2 separate regions of the Homo sapiens genome follow, and region 2 is linked to region 1. A link is a contact called in ENCODE POLR2A ChIA-PET data. All regions are on one chromosome and are shown on one strand. The core of a region is the stretch at or near the end of the contact, and the rest is flanking DNA. Distances in the headings are between cores, read along the strand shown.

Evidence for each region. ChIA-PET counts read pairs that join two places held with the same protein, here RNA polymerase II (POLR2A).
Region 2: POLR2A ChIA-PET joins it to region 1 with 11 read pairs in OCI-LY7. The contact joins two enhancer-like sites. POLR2A ChIA-PET finds 5 or more read pairs at or near these places in 2 of 52 experiments (OCI-LY7 and activated B cell).

What each region holds. Positions count from the first base shown.
Region 1 is chr9:107,892,976-107,898,394 of GRCh38, reverse strand. No RefSeq gene overlaps it. Among named protein-coding and RNA genes, the nearest start is that of KLF4, 410 kb to the right of the region's middle. Within about 2 kb of position 3,339, at least 2 of the 41 ENCODE cell types and tissues checked have a DNase peak (open chromatin) inside an H3K27ac peak, as active enhancers do.
Region 2 is chr9:109,900,245-109,905,663 of GRCh38, reverse strand. All of the region lies in intron 3 of PALM2AKAP2 (PALM2 and AKAP2 fusion), which reads right to left. Among named protein-coding and RNA genes, the nearest start is that of PALM2AKAP2, 120 kb to the right of the region's middle. Within about 2 kb of position 2,579, at least 3 of the 41 ENCODE cell types and tissues checked have a DNase peak (open chromatin) inside an H3K27ac peak, as active enhancers do.

The DNA.
Region 1 (5,419 bases), core at 2,090-4,589:
AACTAAGTTTCTTGCCTAATAAGACCACATAGGCAGTAAGCAAGGGAAAAAGAATTTACATCTCAATTTGTCTTCACTCATTTGTTAGATGCTTTGATTCATGCAAATTGCTCAGTGGTTCTCAGCTGTGGGGAAGAGGTAAGATTTTGCTTCCTCAGGGGACATTTGACCATGTCGGCAGATATCTATGATTTTTATAACGTCAGGGTTGGGGGGTGAGTTGCAGGTGCTACTGACATTTAATAGGTAGAGGCCAGGTATTAAGCTAAATAACATACGTTGTAGGCCGGGCGCAGTGGCTCACGTCTGTAATCCCAGCACTTTGAGAGGCAGAGGCAGGTGGATTGCTTGAGCTCAGGAGTTCAAGACCAGCCTGGGCAACATGGCGAAACCCTGTCTCTACAAAAAAATAGAAAAATTAGCTAGGCATGGTGGTGTGTGTCTGTAGTCCCAGCTACTCAGGAGGGTGAGGCAGGAGAATTGCTTGACCCCAGGAGGCAGAAGTTGCAGTGAGCCGAGATAGCGAGATAGCGCCACTGCACTCGAGCCTGGACAACGGAGTGAAACCCTGTCTCAAAAATAAATAAATCTCATACATTGTGAAGGATAGTCCCCTACAACAAAGTATCTGGCCCTAAATGTTAATAGTACCAAAACTGGAACCCTGAACATCACTGAACTCTAAGTGCCAGATGAACTTCCCAATGTGTGATTTTTTTTTAATTTTTATTTTTAAAGTTCCAGGGTACATGTGCAGGAGTGATATTTACTTATTTATTTATCTATTTTTTTTTTTTAGGCAGAGTCTCTGTCACCCAGGCTGGAGTGCAATGGCACAATCTCAGCTCACTGCAACCTCTGCCCCCTGGGTTCAAGCGATTCTCCTGCCTCAGCCTCCTGAGTAGCTGGGATTACAGGTGTGCGCCACCATGTCTGGCTAATTTTTCTATTTTTAGTAGAGATGGGGTTTCACCATGTTGGCCAGGCTGGTCTCGAACCCCTGACCTCAAGTGATCTGCCCCCCTCAGCCTCCCAAAGTGCTGGGATTGTAGGCGTGAGCCACTGCGCCCAGCCTAGGAGTGATATTTTTGAAGGACACATACCGATTCTTGTTCTCACAGTCACACCAAGAAAATGAGAATTGCTTGATTGTAGACAAGTTCTGTCATCAATGGAAAACATTACTTACATTTCCTTAAAAATTGTTTAAGGCAGAGGTGGTTAATTTAGATTAAAATATTTTAAGTAGAAATAATTAGAAAATGTTATTTTCCTTTCTCTGTATCAGGACAGAAACTTATAATTCTGGCGACAATGTCATAGATGTCACAGAGCTTAGCCCCAAAGGGTAAGACTGCCCTCTGGAAATTTTCTGGGGAGACCCCTTGAGGGGCAATGAGAAGTCAGGACCACTGATTCACAGTGTCACATTGAGGATGTCTGCAACTGAGTGAGAGAGGGTGAAAGTTTTCAAATGCTTCTTACTGGGATCACCTTTCAGAGGTCCCTGAAGCCAGAGCTTGATGAATTTGGGTATTTTGCAGGAGTGGGGTTGAGTGATTTATTTTAAAAAAGTGAGTAAGAATAGAATCATTGGAACCACATCCAAGAAGTTTCCAGAAATAAGAGATGTAAACAACAGGTGAGGAGCCAATAAATCATGGAAGTGGATAGAAAGGGAGAGAGAGGCAAGAATGAAACAAGAGCTTGATGTGAACATGGCCGAGGCTTGTTGTGTGCTGATTTTAGAGGCACCAGGTGAGATAAACATCAGATGAATAAAAGATAATCCTGCTTTGACTCTGCAGAAGGGTCTAGCAGGTGTCCTCCCTAAAACCCTGGCCTTCTCTGTAATCTGAAGGAGAAAGATCACCACAGTATGAGGCAGAATCCTCATACTGAACACAGAATCAAAGAACAAAGCGTGGCATTGTTCTTTGCCACGCTGCCCAGGGGTATTAGTTCATTTTCATACTGCTATGAAGAAATACCCGAGACTGGGTAATCAATAAAGAAAAAGAGGTCTAATGAATTCACAGTTCCACATGGCTGGGGAGGCCTCACAATCATGGCGGAAGGCAAAGGAAGAGAAAAGGCATGTCTGACATGGCGGCAGGCAAGACAGCATGTGCAGAGGAACTGCCCTTTATAAAAACATCAGATCTCATGAGACTTATTCACTATCATGAGAACAGCATGGGAAAAAACCCACCCCCATGATTCAATTACCTCCCACTGGGTCCCTCCCATGACATGTGGGGATTATGGAAGCTACAGTTCAAGATGAGATTTGGATGGGGACACAGCCAAACCATATCACCAGGCATGGTCATTATAGGGAGAAATGCACCCACGTGTTCACACTCACACAGCTTTGGTGAGCACTCCAGCTGTGAAAAGGTCAGTCTTCAGCTTCATGCCTACCCGTGTGGAGGCCATGTACTGAATGCAGGCCTCTGAATGCAATACCGAATCAACACTGAACTGAATGCAATACTGAAAGGACATGATGTGTCAGAGGCCGTGCATGCACAGACTCAACAAGGTGCACTCCAACCCACGCAGGGCTTGCAGACCCTGGGCAGCAGCCAGTCTGTGCCACACTGTACTTAGCCTGTGCTCTCCAATTTCATCATTTCTGGCTCAAACTGGGCCTGCAATTTTCATTTCTTTATAGGCTTAAGTAATCTATTGCAAATGTCACCAGCAGGCTGTAACGCATTCTTGCCGAGGAAACTGTTCTTTTTCTTCAGCAACTTTCTGGTGGAGGATTTGCTGGGCCGGGCAACTGTTTTACATTAGCTATAATGGTGTTTACATTGGATGCACCGATGTTTAAATCATTGGACATATTTGTTACTAGTAGGAAGGCAGTGGCATTGTTTAGTCCAAGTATGTGGGGTGGGGGAAATTTCTATTAGTATTGATAATATTTTACAAGAGGCCTTGTAGGAATGTTTATAATAATAGCAATGCTGTTTATCTTAACGGGATTATAATGAAGCAACTTTAATTGTATTCATATTAAACATATCAATGTTAGAACTGATGTAATATGTTTAGCATGAATATGAAGGTTGCTAAGTTGGGGGGTTTTGAGATAGAATTAAAGGGCCAGGAAGACAATGGGACATATGGAAAGCATTTCGGGGGTTTCTGTTCTTGTCTAACAAGAAGGATTAGTGTGTTTGCAAAAATACAGTATAAGATGTACGGTGGGTTGTGATGCTAGCATCTGTTTTCCTTACGATAGAGTTCTCTTGGCTTGTGTGTGTGCATGCGCATTTGCTCTCCATTCACCGCATTCTCCCAAAGCCCAAATGTCAGGGATACTTTAGATGCTTTGCAGCTGGCTGACGCACCCAGAGCTGTTTCAAAATGGATTTTGTTATGGCGTATGAGTCCTACATTGTGCATGGGCGGTTATCGAGTGTGATATAGTGTGCACAAGAATGTTCCCAATTCCCTCCTTGCCGTATCCATCAATCTGGCTCTATTAGGGTTGGCAGGATAATGGCTGGACTGAGGCTCTGGACTTTATCTTCAGCTGAAAGAAGTGTCCTAATTATCGACTCATCAGTGCTACCCCAACTCCTGGCTCTGGGAGACCACTGCCAGCTCAGGCCCAGAAATTCTAAATCCTCACAGTCACCAGCCAGGCACATGAAGACTGAGATGCAAGATTATGTCCAGCCCAGCTGAGGAATCACAGCCCTAACAAATCTTGGAAATCAATCTGACTATCCAGTTAGAGGCATTGCTCCAATTTAACCCATCAAGGCTGAGTTTCCTGATTCTTCCCTTCCAGCCCAGTTCAATTCTCCCTGGGTCCCAATGACTTCCTGAAGCTGTATGGGAGAGGCTGGGACCTAGCTCAGGCATGTCAGAAGCCCTGGTTTTCTGTAACATGGGAATAATAACTGCACCACCTCCTTTCTAAGTCCATTGGGAGGATTAAATGAGGGACCACACCTAGCAGAGTAGCTGAAACACATCATGCACTTATTACAGTACTCCCCCATAATCCTCAGAAGATATGTTCCAAGACCCCCAGTGGATGACTGAAACCTGTATATACTGTGCACACATTTCTTTTTCCTCCTTCACAATTATACAGATAGAAGTCCTGTTTTTACCGTAGATCTTAGCAACCTCAACATACAATTTTTTTTCTTTCTCTATTGAGAACTTTCAGCATTTCCCTTAAAGGAAGTTCTTTACAGCTTCTCTTTGTCATATCCAAATTGCCAACATCACTTGCCCTTTGGGGACATTATTAAGTAAAATAAGGTTTGCATGAACCCAAGCACTGTGATGCCTCAACAGGTGATCTGATAACAAATACAGCTCCTAAGTGGCTCATAGCAGGGTAGTGTCCATACCATGTATATGCTGGACAAAGGGATGATTTGCATCCCAGGCAGGACAGAACAGGATGGCATGAAATTTCATCACACTACTCTGAACAGTGCACAATTTAAAACTTACCAATTGCCTATTTCTGGAATTTTCCATTTAATATTTTCAGACTCAGGTAGCCAAAATTGCAGAAAGCAAAACTATGGAAAAGAAGGGACTACTATATTGGCTAAATTAGAAAATGTAGTGGAGCGTCATGGTTTTATAGGAAATGAGTGGTTTAGTTGATGGAGACATCACTAATCTCTAGTAGAACACTCAAATAAAATTTATAAAGAATTTCTCCTTTGCAAAATACTTTTCATCAATATTGTCCTATATGCTTGTATGCTTATCATTGTTTTTGTCTCTATCTCATTTTATTTTTATCTTTTTTGAGACGGAATCTCGCTCTGTCACCCAGTTTGCAGTGCAGTGGCATGATCTCGGCTCACTGCAACCTCCGCCTCCCAGGTTCAAGCAATTCTTCTGCCTCAGCCTCCCAAGTAGCTGGGACTACAGGCAAGTGCCACCACATCTGGCTAATTTTTGTATTTTTAGTAGAGACAGGGTTTCACCATACTGGCCAGGCTGGTCTTGAACTCATGACCTCGTGATCCACCTGCCTTGGCCTCCCAAAGTGCTGGGATTACAGGCGTGAGCCACCATGCCCAGCTACTTTTATTTTTTAAATGGGAGTTCACTATGAACTCCCAGGCTGGTTCACTATGCACAGCTGGTCTTGGACTCCTAGCCTCAAGTGATCCTCCCAACTTGGCCTCCCAAAGTGCTGGAATTATAGGCATAAGTGACCATGCCGGATCCTTTTCCCCATTTTATCGATGAAGAAGCTAAGCCTCAGATAGATGAAATGATTTGCCCACCTGCTTATAGATGATTTTTCTGAATTCCTATGTGCTGGCTACTCAAGCTTTAAGGGATAAGGGTCCCCATCCTACTGTGGTTAACAATTGGCTGACACAGGATTGGACACACAGGTTCTCTAGCTCTATGTGTCATT
Region 2 (5,419 bases), core at 1,330-3,829, 2.0 Mb before region 1:
ACGGGGCTTGGGGTAGCCGACTGAAGGATGGTCATGGAGTTTGAGAAATGCTGAAACTTTTCTCCTGTATGGCTGAGAAACTGAGTCAGCATCTAACGCTGCATCCTGCATGTGCTGCGGGTAGATCGCCACCCTGCACTGTTGGTTTCTCACGGGCACAGTCGTTGCATTCTCTCTGGCATCTCTCTGCCTTTTTCCTGTCTTAGATAAAATAGAGACATTTTGCCTTACAAATGGCAGTGAGAAGGGCCTTTGGGGCCCTTTTCTGGTGGTACAGATGGTGTTGAGGCAGAAGTATCTGTATCCTGGCCCTGGCTCATGCGTGCCCCCTGGGAGGCTGGACAGGGACAATGGCCTCGATGGCTGAGTCCACCTGGCCTGAGTGCAGAGAACACTGAGCTTCAGGTGTTGAGTGGGTAGGTCACTGTCCCAGTACATTTATTATGGGAGTTGGAGACAAAAACTTTAGGAACTAAAACTAAAGTTTAAAATATTCTTTGGTGAACTTTATCCCTATAGACTTAACAGCCCTAATTCTATTTTACAACAGCTATTATGTCGAGAATGATGCAGATTTCTCAGTTTTCAAATCCAAAATGTTCTGTGAGGGTAGAATTTTCCTTACACCCAGGAGACTGCAAATTGGAACCTCCAGATACAAAATGATTCACACGCAGGGATCAAAGCCTGAGGGGTAAAGCAAATTTCCTTAAGCCAAATTTTAAAAGCCCTTTTACAGCACAGAAGTGGCTTGCATAACGTCCAAAGAAAAACAATGCCACTTAAAATCCACCCAGAGACTTATGCTTTTAATTAAAGCCCTCTGTCACAGAGATGATCTGATAGTCCACTTGAAATGTGAACTCTTGGATACAGAGATAGTACATCGTGCTCCAGAATAATAATTTTAAAAAACAGCCTGCCTCTTCCCGCTGGCTTGGCTTATGTGAAATCAGCACCGGCCACCTCTGTGTTCAGCAGAGGTCCCACCCCTGAAGTTGTCCTACCACATCCATCATTTCTAAATCCTGAGACTAAGGGAGAATTACCTGCTGAAAGCACACAGCAACTTCCCTGGAACCCTCAGCTATAAGAGAGTTCAAGACAGACTAGATTTGTTTTAGAAATAGTACAGGCATCTCGGTATGAGACGTCTCATGCAGAGGCAATGACCTGGGACCTGCATAAATGTTTTCATGTGAATGAATGAATGATCACAAGCCTCCTGAGCACATAAGAAAATTATATTCCCATGAAACCCAAGTCATAATAATAATAACAACATTTGTGTAATGCTTTAGAGTTTACAACATCCTTTCACAGCAATTAGGGATTATTTTATTCCCATGTTATAGGTAAGAAAATTGACAGGAAGGCAAAAGGGAATCTAAACACCTTTCATGCTGCAATCTGATTTTCTCCTCAATCTATAAAATGGTTATAATGATGCATATGGAATACCTACATCAAAGTTATGAAGCTTAAATGAGCTAATGTTTAAAATACCTCAGAACACTGCCCGCCTCCATGGAGCAAGTACTATTCAAATGTTTGTGCTTCCTTTCTCTTCCAGTGCTTTAAAAAAATTTAATTTAGAAACAAGTCTGTTAAATACAGCATTTATAAGATAAACCAAAGCATACTATTTAATAGAATAAATTCAAATTCATCTTAATATGTGCTTTGTGGCCCACAATATTCAGGAATATCTGTAGATTCTGATGTTAAACTGATTTTCCAGAGAATGAGAATACATTCTATCATTTGAATGCCAGAAGGAAAACTAAAGTGTTGATTATTGGCTTCAAGGATGGTAAAAGTTAAGATTGTGTATGCACATGTGTGTCTACATGTAAAAAAAAAAAAAAAAATCCAGAAAATCTGATGCAAGTTCGCTATGTGGGAGCGGCTTATGTGCACATGGAGGGCCATCTAGTGGCAGGTGAAGTCATAGTTCCCTAACTGAGGTAGCACATGTGGGAATTTAGGTAAAGCTGGGAGGAGACAGCTGTGATTCTGCTGATTTGGTATTGTGTACTTAGGAGGAGAAAGTTCATTAAATGTCCACAACACTGAACTCCTTGTTCCCTTGTTGTTTTCAAAGGAACAGTGCACTTGCCCTTAATGCTGTGTGCAAAAATATCCAGCTAAGCCATGTAACCCAGGAACAGGGAGAAAAAGTGGTTGGGAAGGTCCAGGGATTCGGGCCTTCTAGAAGTAGTGGGCCTATGTGAACCATCTTCATTGAGATCATCACTTTAGAGGGGGCACCTAATAAATGGGTTGCAGTAAGTGTCCCCAAAGATCAATTATGAACAACCCAACCAGTGGCCCTGTGGTCCAGTATGGCCAACCCCTCCCGGTACGCATATCCTCCCTGCCACCAAAGGCCAGTCTCGGTGCTGATGTGAACCCCAAGGCTCATGGCTCTCCTGCTTCTGAAAAGCAGCAGCAAGACCCCGCACAGCATGCTCCTGCAAAGTGCTCTTCCTCCCTGCGGCTGGCTCACCATGCTTCTCCGGCATGTGTGTCCCAGGCCCTTTGCTCAAGAGCAGCTCTTTCACCCGTGCATCTGGTAACCCAGTGACCTGGGCCAGGAGTGATATCTGGCTCATGAGCTCAAGCAGAAAAAGGTGTCCATGAAATCTCTGAGGCTCCAGAGACTGGGGCCTCTGTCATCTCAGCAATGCCAGAAACCAACACAAGGACCTACATAAAGTAGACCTGGGTATCTGTGGGACTGAGTGAGAACTGAGTAGGGACCGGCACTTATGGGCATGCACACTTGCTCCTTCATGTTCTCTTCTCACTTGGACCAGAAGGGCATAGATGTGTTCCACATGGACAGGGAATTCCTCCCAGAGCAGGCGTCGGTCATATGTATCTTTGGATTTCCAAAGTCCAAGCAGGGCCAAGGGCACAGTAAATGTCTGGAAACTGACAGTTAGACTCTGTCATGTGGCCATGAGGTCCTCTACTCTAAAAGCTAACTGAGAAGTGGCCAAGGCACTGAATACATTCATCAATGCATTCCACCTTTCAACGCATTGAATTCAACAGAAGTAGCACTTACAAAAGAAGTCAATGCTGACACATCTCACCTAACAAAGTGCCACTAGAAGGGCTTCCTGGAGTATCCAGCTACTTTTACTTCATTACAATGATGGCTCACTGTATGGCCTTTCAGGGGCTCAGTAAATTGAGGGATGGCTGAATTGACGTCATAATGAAAGAATGCTGCTGTTCTGATTATATCCCTCCCATGCTCCCATGGAGGCTCTGCCTCTGGCCAGAGAGAAACGGGAGCCACAGAGGACAAGCTCTCTGATGCTGTAAGGAGAGAAAGATGAAAGGGTGCTATAGAAGCTGGGAACTCACTATGCGCTAGGCACTGATGAGACACTTTACATATATTAACTTGATTAAGATTTACAACAGCCAAATGAGATACATATCATTGATTCCCACTTTGCAGATGGGTGAAGTAGCTTGCCCAAGGTCCCATGTAGTTAATGAGATGTGAGGCTGAGATTCAGATGAGGTCAGTCTGATACTGAAAAACGTACCCTTTTCGCTGCATCTGTAATAAGATCCTGCTCAGTCTTTGGGAACCCTGGGGAAAGAGAAACCCTAATCTGTGATAGAACTCTATTCAGATCCAAGATATTGCTGATATTTAAAAAAAGAAAAAGAAAAGGAGACAGCGGATGCAGCAATGCTTCTCCCTGCAACTCTCCAGAGCCGTGCGCTGCTTCTGTCTGATTCTTTCTCTGGCCCAGCCACGATGATCTTGGGATTTTTGAATGACTTGTTTTATTTGCTTTCTGGTGTTCTCATCCATCCTCTATTGGTAGATTGTCTTCCTCAGTCTTGCCAAATTCAACCAAAATGAGTGGCCTGCCCAGCTGGTTCCCAGTCTGCCCTTGACTTCTCTACCTCCTGCCTTGCTCTAATTGTGACATTGAACCAGCATCCTAACCTCACAACGGCCTTTATTATACCTCTGAAACTTCTAATAGTGTTCTGTGGCCTCTGGGATAAATTCTAAGTCCCTCCACTTAGCATTCAGAGGCCCCTGTGAGCTGTTTCCAATCTGCTATTCTGACTCTTCTCCAGAACTGCTTCTGTGGTTAGGCCTGAGATTATCCCATCTTCAAAGAGACAGAAGATCCTGCGAAGAACCTCCCTTTGGCTGGCCATGCCTGGACTGTTTCTCCTAATGGACAGAGTGACTCAGTGAAAGCAGGAATCAACTGTGTCCTCCCTGTTTCCACACTCATGTCCGTTCCCAGGGAGAGACAACATACCAGAGATAGTGACAACCTCCACGTGGAGCTAAGCCCCTCTCAGCTGTTTACAACAGGTGGCTGAGCTGAGAAGAGCCAAATAAGCTTGGTCTGCATAGAGTATCTGTAACAACCTGCTGACATTGCCCATTTAGCAGTCCAACTCCTAGGTGGTCACAGTTTCCTAATGACAGCATTATCCAGTAACTCAGGTCCAGTTCTGGAGCTGGGATACTACTTGAGGCTGAAAGGGCCAAATCTTCACTGAGGTCAAGGAAGGACCCCCATTTTCCAGTCTGGTTCCACCTAATGATATCCAGGTACATTTGCTCCATCTCAATAGCAACCATTCAGTTCATATCCCAACATGGCTTCGTAGTTCATTTCCTATGAGCTTGAAACTCCCTTCCAATTAATTGAGACATACTGAATTTGATTTACCTTTTACTTTTTAGAAGAAGAGACCATCACTGATTTAAAAGATTCAGGTATTAAAGGTTCTGGGTGCAGACCAGAATGTTCTGTCTGAAGTCAAAGTTAACTGTCTTTTGGTGGTAAGAAATATTTCTTGGAAGGAGATCTTCTAATGTCAAATGATGGGACTCAAGTACAATAGAAACGTCAGTCCAGAAGCTTCAGGAAATCTCTGAAAACTCCAAATTAAAAAACTCTAAAGGCTTGCCTCCCATTATTATTGGGTAGATTATAGGTCTTGTGAGGGTAATGACTGTCATTTTCATCTCTGTATCTCTAATTATGCTTGGCCTCCAGAAGAAGCACTTGATTGAATGATGAATACATTTTAGAAAGATTAACTCAGCCAAACACCACTGGGGTAAAAGCCCAAATCCTAAGGTCCTCCATGGTCACTACTTTCTTGAATTTCTACTATCTTGAGGACAAGTATGACATCTCTCAGTACTTGTTTACCCATCTATTGGGTGCCTAGACTGTCAGATCTGTAAGAGCAAGGGAGATGATTTTACTTATTTTCTGTAACTCCAATGCTTTGCCATTGCGATGCATGACACTCAATGGATACCTACTTAATCATTTTGACTCAAGTGGATGTTATATCAACCAATTTAGAGCAAGAATTGTTAGCAAGAATGTTTGTTCATGGCAGTACTTGT